2 separate regions of the Mus musculus genome follow, and region 1 is linked to region 2. Evidence: chromatin contacts called from ENCODE Hi-C or POLR2A ChIA-PET data. All regions are on one chromosome and are shown on one strand. The core of a region is the stretch at or near the end of the contact, and the rest is flanking DNA. Distances in the headings are between cores, read along the strand shown.

The links. Hi-C counts contacts between places; a loop is a spot of excess contacts on that map. ChIA-PET counts read pairs that join two places held with the same protein, here RNA polymerase II (POLR2A).
Region 1: a map of T-helper 2 cell shows a loop between it and region 2 (2.1-fold over the local background). The contact joins the promoter of Plekhn1 here to the promoter of Rnf223 in region 2. A Hi-C loop is called at or near these places in 6 of 37 maps with a recorded cell type or tissue (T-helper 2 cell, heart and mouse embryonic stem cell). POLR2A ChIA-PET finds 5 or more read pairs at or near these places in 3 of 5 experiments (Patski and embryonic stem cell).

Annotation. Positions count from the first base shown.
Region 1 is chr4:156,226,022-156,230,364 of GRCm38, reverse strand. Plekhn1 (pleckstrin homology domain containing, family N member 1) reads left to right here and starts at 1,853. Exons shown (of 16, transcript NM_001368639.1): 1 at 1,853-1,956; 2 at 2,049-2,148. The coding sequence starts at 1,874. It overlaps Klhl17 (kelch-like 17), which reads left to right. Exons shown (of 12, transcript NM_198305.2): 12 at 103-1,321. The coding sequence ends at 331. It overlaps Mir7658 (microRNA 7658), which reads left to right and starts at 250; the gene lies at 250-306.
Region 2 is chr4:156,128,298-156,132,239 of GRCm38, reverse strand. It overlaps Rnf223 (ring finger 223), which reads right to left and starts at 1,725. Exons shown (of 2, transcript NM_001220499.3): 1 at 1,442-1,725; 2 at 1-79. The coding sequence starts at 70.

The DNA.
Region 1 (4,343 bases), core at 604-3,103, 98 kb before region 2:
TTTCGTTGCCCTGTCCCTATGGTTACTCCCTCTGTGCCCCACTCATTTGGCCTGTCTCTTGGCTTGCCCCTTGGGCTTACTCTTGCCTATCCAACTCCCCAGGAGCACACATGACCTGGTGGCCATGGACGGCTGGCTCTACGCCGTGGGGGGCAATGACGGCAGCTCCAGCCTCAACTCCATAGAGAAGTACAACCCGAGGACCAACAAGTGGGTGGCGGCATCCTGCATGTTCACAAGACGCAGCAGTGTGGGCGTGGCGGTGCTGGAGCTGCTCAACTTCCCACCACCTTCCTCACCCACGCTGTCTGTGTCCTCTACCAGCCTCTGACACGCGCCAGACTGCACAGAGGCCCTGCAGCCCCCCACATGCCTTAAACCCTACGGGGTGGCCCTACCGACTCTGTCTTCTCTACCAAGTGTTAGGGCAGATCACGTAGCCCACCAGAGATTTCCTGTCCTTCGGTCTTGGTCTCGGTGTTCATTTGTCCTCGTTCATTTATGTGTGCGCTGTTTGTCTACTCACGTATTTATTGACTCACTATTTACTGATGGATGAGAAGTGCTGCAGCTACAGGTTCACACATTTACTCTCGATTGTCAGCTCTCCTGCATTGAGGGGACCAAGGACCCCTTCGGAGTGTTCTCTTGCCTGTCTCCCTCTGTGGGACAATAGAGAATGCTGGGTAGACACTCACTGAAGGAGGATGAGCAACACAGCTGGGCCTTGCAAGCAGGAAGGGGCAGAGCAACTGTGGCAACAGGAGCAGCGGCAAGGGCTTTCTAAGAAGATGATGCAGACCCCTAGCCAGCGCTTTGCACACAGCACTTATCTGTCTCTGCCAGGCACTATCCCTGAAGGACACAAAGCAGCCTTATTTCCTATGTCCCGTGTACACAGTGTGATGTCTTTTCTGGGTCTTCTATGGAGCTGGGCACACAACATGCACTTAGATCCTACACAGCAATATGAGCCAACTTGAACAATAAACATGTTTCTTGGGCTCCATGGGCCTGAGGCTGAATGTCCATCTTTGGCCCCCTTTGTACCTTCTGCTGTGGCTCTACAGCACATCTTTGGCTCCTCTCTGGACAACAGAGTGAAGGTCTACAGGCAAGTGTGCAGCCAGACTCAAACGCTACCTTAACGTCTGGGGCTGCAAAATGGCACTTCTGCATTCAAGTGGAACAGAGACTGGCTGTCATCCTAGTCTTGAGGCTCCTGGGATCTGGGAGTGTGGGGCCAATGAGGAAGATAGCCTTAGGAACCCGAGAGGCACGTGGCCTCTTTCTTGCATTTGATTAAACTTTGGGGACCCTGACTTCATTCTGGATAAGGGTTGGCCCAGAATGAAGAGAAGCTGGGGGAGGGTTCAGGTCTCTCTCCCTTTATATGAAATTGCACCTCTTGAGCAGCTGAGAGTGAGCAACACACCCCCGACAGTCACCAGTGACTCAGACAGCTGGGACTCGTGTGGAAACAGGATGTGTGCACCCTGGCAGGGGAGGGGCAACTGGAGAATCCCTGCCTCCATAGAACTCCAACGTCTAGGCTCCTCCAGTCTGAATACAAGTGTGCGGGTGTATACAGAGCAGGCCCTTCTGGCCAGGTCTATGCAGGGTGCTGAGATGGGGGCTCCTGGTCCAATCAGGAGATACCTATTCTACCCCAAGGCTCATTGCCTTGGGCCTAGGAAACCTGGGCCCTCACTGGAAGGTTTCCCTCAAAAGGGGCCAATCCGGGCCCAGAGAGGAGCCTCCCCAGGTAGGGGCAGGGCGTCCTGTGGCCACGCCCACCAGCGGGAGGCGTTAACAGAGGAACCAAGAACCCAGACCTGTGGACCTGCCCAGCACAAGCTAGCAGCTGCCATCCATGGGGAACAGCCACTGCGTCCCTCAGGCCCCCAGGAGGCTACGGGCCTCCTTTTCCAGAAAGCCCTCGCTCAAGGGAAACAGGTGAGGGGTGTGGCCTGGCCACAAGGGAACAGGGTCTCCCTGGACCTGCTGCCTGGACCAGGCCTTGAGCCTTCGGTTTCCCTTGTTCCCAGAGAAGACAGCGCCAGGAAGCTGGCTGGCTTGTTTGGCACCGAGGCTAGGCCTGATGGGGACACCGCGGCTAACAGGATCTTCCACTACATCCCTGGGACGGTGAGCGGAGGGGCGTGTCCGGCTGGAGTGGTTGGCTCGGGGCCTGGAGTCTGAGTACAGCTTTGTGCTTCTCCCTGTGTGCTTGTGTGTGCCACAGTGTGAGTGATCATGGGGGCATCACAGCTTCCAGCAGCTTGGGGTGATCCCTGGTCTGCTTGGAGGGATTCAAATCCAAAGCAAGATGAGGAAGTTGGCTCCTCCCTGGGAGCTCGCTCAAGAGTCTAGGCTGAGAGTGAAACCAAGACCAGCACTGAGTGAGTGCTGAGCAGGCAGAGCCAGCCCAGTCTGCGATATATCCAAAGGGACAGTGGCCCCGCCCTCAACCTCCACCGCCCCAGCCTGGGTCTTGCGGGCCGAACACCTGTGTGGAAGCTTCTGGTAAATAGCATAGTGCGGGCCTCAGTCCCCCAGGGTCACTGTGGAGCCCACAGCTGCCATGTTGCCATCTAGGCGGGCACCCATCCCCATAGAGCAAGAAGCCAGCTAACCCTCCTGAGATCAGAAGGCTAAACATTCTGTGGGTTTAATGACTCGCCGAGGAAAAACACACCTTTCCCCTCCCCTTTTCCCAAGTCTATGGCAATACTTGAGAGGAGCCAGGGCTGCAGGTCTGACAGGAACACGTCCTACTCTGCTGTTCGTGGAGGACCACACCCACCCCAGTGGGCTGGGATCTGCTATATATGTGCAGCTTCTACCAGGGTTGGGGCAAGGCTCCTGGATTCTTGGGTGCTGCAGCTGGTGCAAACTCCCAAGGTATACCTTTCTCACAGGATCCTAGGAAAACTGGGAAACCAGCCCCTCCTGGTCTCTGGGGCCCCAGGGATTTCTACAGACGGGTGTCACCTTTAGAAACCTTACTGCCTCAAAGAAATAAAGAGGGAAATGGGGCCTGGCGTGACCAAGGGTGGCATCCCCTCCCTGTGGGCACATCTCAGACCCTGACTCCCTCCAGTCAGGCCCAGGAAATAATTCTAGGAAGGAGTCCCAAAGTTCCAGAGTAGTTGAGCCTAGTCAGGTCACAATAACTGGAAAGTGTGACCCTCAGGAAATGGGATCAGGAAAAGGGGCCCTAGCCAGGCAGAGAACCAGTCCTGAGCACCGTACATGGACTATGGACTCTAGGTAGATTTTGCATCTAAACAAGAACTAGCCCTGCCACAATCTTAAGCTGAGCCCTCAGCTGTCTGAGCACCAGGACCAGCGTCATAGCCTTTCCTATTCATGGCCTATTTTTCAGTGCCATCCAGCATGCGTTTCAACACTGGGTGTACGTACAGGAGGCCCCACCCAGAGTCAGTGAGGATATGAGCTGCTTTTGTCTGTTCACATTCCCAGGGCCTGCACTAGAGGTAGTTCAACTTGATCCGTGTATAGTAGCCCATGCAGGTAGTCCTTGACAGCTTCCAAAGGCAACATAGCACCCGTCCCAAGCCTGTGGCTCGCAACTTAGTCCATTTCTGATCTCTAAAATGATATAGAGGATTCTTCAAAGACTGTCTAAAAGTTGTGCAGATGTTGGACCTACCTCTTTCCCATCCTCCCAGAACATCCCAGGGTCATGTTCTAGACTGTGTGGAGTCAGCAAGGAGCAAAACAGAATAAGACTTCTGTTGTCACCTTCTTCCATTACTATGTCAAAGATAGTCAAGACAAAACAAGAGAAGCCAGTCTAAACCAGTACTAAGTGAAAAGCAAAAGCTGAATTTTAGGACATTCAGAAAGAAGGTAAACCTGAACAGAGAGCCCACAGAGGGGTAAAATGGGAAGTTAGGGCTGAGCAGAGACTCGCACACGCAAAGGTGAGACATCATGTGTCTTACATAATGGAAAAACGAAGGAGAGGACGGGGCCCCAAGTTTAGTCATAGAGAACTCCTCAGTCCATTGCCAATGCTCTACCTTCCACTGTAAGATACGTAGTATGTATGTGGTGAGCTGGGATAGCCAGCAGAGACTCACAACAACTGACTAGTACCTCTTTCCAGTTCCAAGTTCACGACATCACGAGTTACCGAACTCAACTTGGGCAATGTTGGGAATATTTACACTAAAGAAATTAGTAAATATTACAATAAATATTGGATTTTTCTTCTTTATTTCATTTTTTCATAGAACTAGATTTAAAAAAAAAACTTTCAACTGCTACTGAAAACCTGAGAAGGCTGTGAGCATTATCTCATTCTCATAATATCA
Region 2 (3,942 bases), core at 476-2,975:
CTGAGGCTGTGGAGCTGTTCTGGCGGTAGGGTGGCATAGCTGCACGCCACACCCGGTGGCCTGATGACATGATTCCCAACTGTGGAGCAGAGGCAGGACATTGTGAACTGGACTTTTTCTGAAAAGCCAGCTTGTCACACCCCCTCTTTTCTTATGTACCATCAAACCCAAATGAAGATTTCAATGAAGGACACCACCCACCTGTGGGTACCTGCAAAAATTCCACCCATGTCCAAACTGTAACTATCCTCTTCCATTCATTACGAGGTCAAGAGTACCCCAGGCGTGGACAGTCCCGACAGATTTCAGGAGTGGAGGCCATGTGCTAAGGGTTGTCAACACTGATGGCTGGACACCTGCTGCCCAATCCCTCCCCATGCTAATAATGAGAGTGGCACACTGCAGCTACCATTTCTGTCTATGCTCTGCAAGGCTGAACTCACGCCATAGAACGATCATCGGAACAGTTCTTCCATTTGGAGAAGACGGCTCCAAGGTGGAGTGACTTAACTAGGTTCTTCCGGATGAGCCAACTGAAAGCTGGGTCCTGACAGGCTCATGAGCCACCTATGGCTCTGTCTCAGGTGGAAGGAGCTTGAACTTGGTCAGGGTATGGGCCCCTGATTTGTATGGAATACATCTGAGCTGCTGGCAGCCTGGTGAGGATTCTGGGGCCTCCGGAAGGGCAGCTGGGCCCTTAAGAGCTCCACAGGGAGGGCCTCAATAGGGGCCCAACAAGCTTTCAAACAGCTGCAGCCTGGAATCTGGGGACAGCTTGTTTAGTAGGGATAAGGACAAGTGCCAGAGGCCAGGGATTAAAAATGCTCTGCAACCAGTGCCCAGAGGACACCTCTGCCCCGTTCTGCTGGTATTAGTTACACCACCGCCCATCAAAGGAGGCGAGATGTAGAAGATCCAGGCCTTCCTTTTTTTTGACAGCTTACCTCACTTCTGAGAGGAATCCTAGAAGCACACTGACCGCTTAGTACTGTTTGCTTATCACCACCACCATCCCCACTCCTAGCCAAGACAATACCTCAGGGGCCACAGGCATTCTGACCACATTAGAATATTTACCAAAAGCCTGGACCTTATAAGCCATGGAGCCCAGCAGCTACAGCAGAGATGACCCATCTCCCTGCCTCACTGGTCAGCCCCAAGTAGGCGAGTGAGTAAAACGGCTTAGAGATTGCTGAACCGTCACTGGGTCTGTGAATCATCTGACATTACTGCGACATCACGAGAGCCCCAGCCTTCTTGCGTGAGACGTCACCGGTCCCTGGAAGCAGCAGTGGTCTTGGCGAGGTCCAACAGAGCCTCGGATCTATCCTCCCCTGACTTGTGCTGCTCCCGGGACTGGCTCCTTGGCACCAGGCCTCCCCTTCCATGAAGCAGCCTCACCCCGAGACTGCAGAGGTGACAGATTTCAGGATTGCCTTACCTGGTAGCTTGGGGTCAGCAGTTCCTGGGCATGGTCCTCTCCACTGGTCACAGCAAACCCTTTGTCTCTAGGCTGACCAGCTTGTTCTCCCTCCTTCAGGTCCGACTCAGCCTCTGCTCCGCCCGGCAGGTGCTCCTCCACGGTGCTCCTCCACGGGCTGGTAGCCGGCAGCCTTCCGGTGGCACCGGTCTGGCCGGCGCACCTCTTCTGTGTGTATGTGGGAGTGGAGGTATGAAGCCCGTGTTCATCCAGGAGGTGGCTGACTGAGACGGGTGTGAATTCTCAGGCCATGAGTTTTGAAGCAGGTTTATTTATTCCCTCCAGGACACGGTGGCTGGGGGTGTGGCCCCGAACATCAGCGATTGGCTCTTCTCTTCCCTGGCAGACTCAGAATGGGTGGGGAGCCAGAGGAAGGGTTAGAGCCAGGACAGGTCTAGGAGCAGGCACAGGTCTCTTGTTTTAGGATTTCAGATTAAGAACAGATACTCAGGTACTCAAAGACCTCTCTTCTGGAAACCAAGTGTGACACCTGACCCCAAAGTGCTCAGCAGGGACGCTTCCCTGAACCTAGCACACTTTCAGAGAGAGCTCAGTTTGCCCTCTTCTGCCCCATCTCTGTGCCCACCACTGTCCTGTTCTTTCTTCTTCCATCTCACCCATATTCTCACAATTGCTTCATGCAAGACTCCCATCTGCTGCTGCTTCAGCACCCTACTGCCTTTTGGGGAACTTCTTGTTCTGAAGTCCAGGAAGTAGGGGTGCGAGGTCAGGGCTAGGCAGGCTCGGGCCACAGCCTAGATGTTAGGGTCAGATAAGAATATTAGGGACCTGGCTAGTCACAATAGGTTGTGGGTACCATCTCTACTATACCTCAGAAAGGAAGCCCCTAGTCTTCACCTATGCTTGAAAAGATGGGGTCTCAAGAAGCTTTGATGAGGTGACATAGAAGAAAATGTTAAGTCTAAAGGGCTGGTAGCAGCTAAGGTTGGGGCAGGGAGAGCCACACTGGAATGGGATGGACTGGGGAGTGTGAACAGTATAGCACAGGCAGCCCCTGATCTACTCCAGGCTCATCGAGCTGAGATATCCTTGTTGACCAGACTCAAGAGCCCCAGTGCACTTTTCCCCACTCACTTTGGTTAGTCCAGGATCTTTCCTACCTCTAAGGTTTCGTTGTTTTCTGGCACAGAGAACTGCAGGGCCCTGAGATGGGAGCTCACACACAGGCCTGTGGGGAGGGCATGTTGCTAGGACCGTATCATTGTGGGAGGTTTGCCTTAAGTACCCAACTACCTATAGGTACCCAACCACCCAATGGTCTAAATCTCTGGAAATTGCCACAAATTTGCTCCTAGATATCTTTATCCTCAAGGCCAGCTTTCAGGAGAGCTAAGATATGGGTGATTATAGGAACCTGTAGACAATGTCCTATCAGAAGAGGGGACCTAAGCTCTGGTAGAGGGTCCCCTGCCTAATTCCATAAGTGTGAGGAACCTAATTCCATGAGTACTAAGAACCAAAAATGGGGCTCAGGGAAGTAATGGATTGAGGGAGAATGGGGGCCCAGAGGGAAGATGGGTAGGTACCTAAGGATCTAAGGAGGGAGATGGAGTCTTTTGGTGGTGGTGGTGGGGTATCTAGGATTGTAGCAGGCATGAGGGTGCCGGGGAGAGAATGCTGCTGAAGGCCCAGCCCAAGTGATCTGTGTAGAGTGTGACTCTGTGTCACATGCTGCCTCTAGGAAGCTGGAGTCCCAGATGTTCTAGGAACAATCTTCAGAGGTTCCTGGGAATACCCAAGCTCTGAGATCACCACGGCTACCCAGTGAAGAGTCAATATCCTGAGGCAAATGTGCCGTGAAGCCTTAGGAATCTATCAGACCTGGCCTTCTTCCAGGCCTGACCTCAAGGGGAGTCAACTCCCAGCTGGCAGAGGAACTAGAAATTGGGGGAGCATAGACTGCATTGTCTAGGGCAGGAAGCGGGGTCCATCTTGACCCTTATCCTAAATAGCAGGAAAGTGAAATTGCCGAGCAAGTGAATGTGTGATGTGCACATCACCATAGTACCACTGAGCATGTGTATTCGTTTGTGTTAGCATGCGCCCACAAGGTCAATCGCATTTCCCATTGCCTCGCCATGGCCCTAGAGCCCTAGGGACTCTGACTGTGAACCTCCATCCTTGTATCAAAGCTGTTACCCTTTCAGCAATAACCCCACACCTACCCCGACTACAGTGCTCACTACCAAGGCTATGGACCTGGCTACAAGTCCGTGATGGTGCACTGTTGGAATACAAGTACATGAAGTTATTTAGGACGAGGACTTTTCTTAGGTTTTAGTCTAAGACCTACCACTCATCTATCCTCCAAGCAATGGACACGAAAGGTCGAATGCATGTTCTCATTTGGCATTGGTTGCCCTATGGCCAGAATTTCTCCTAAGGCACCAGCTGAATAGAAACTGGTTTCCCACATTGAGTGCTGGGATGGAACAGGTAGA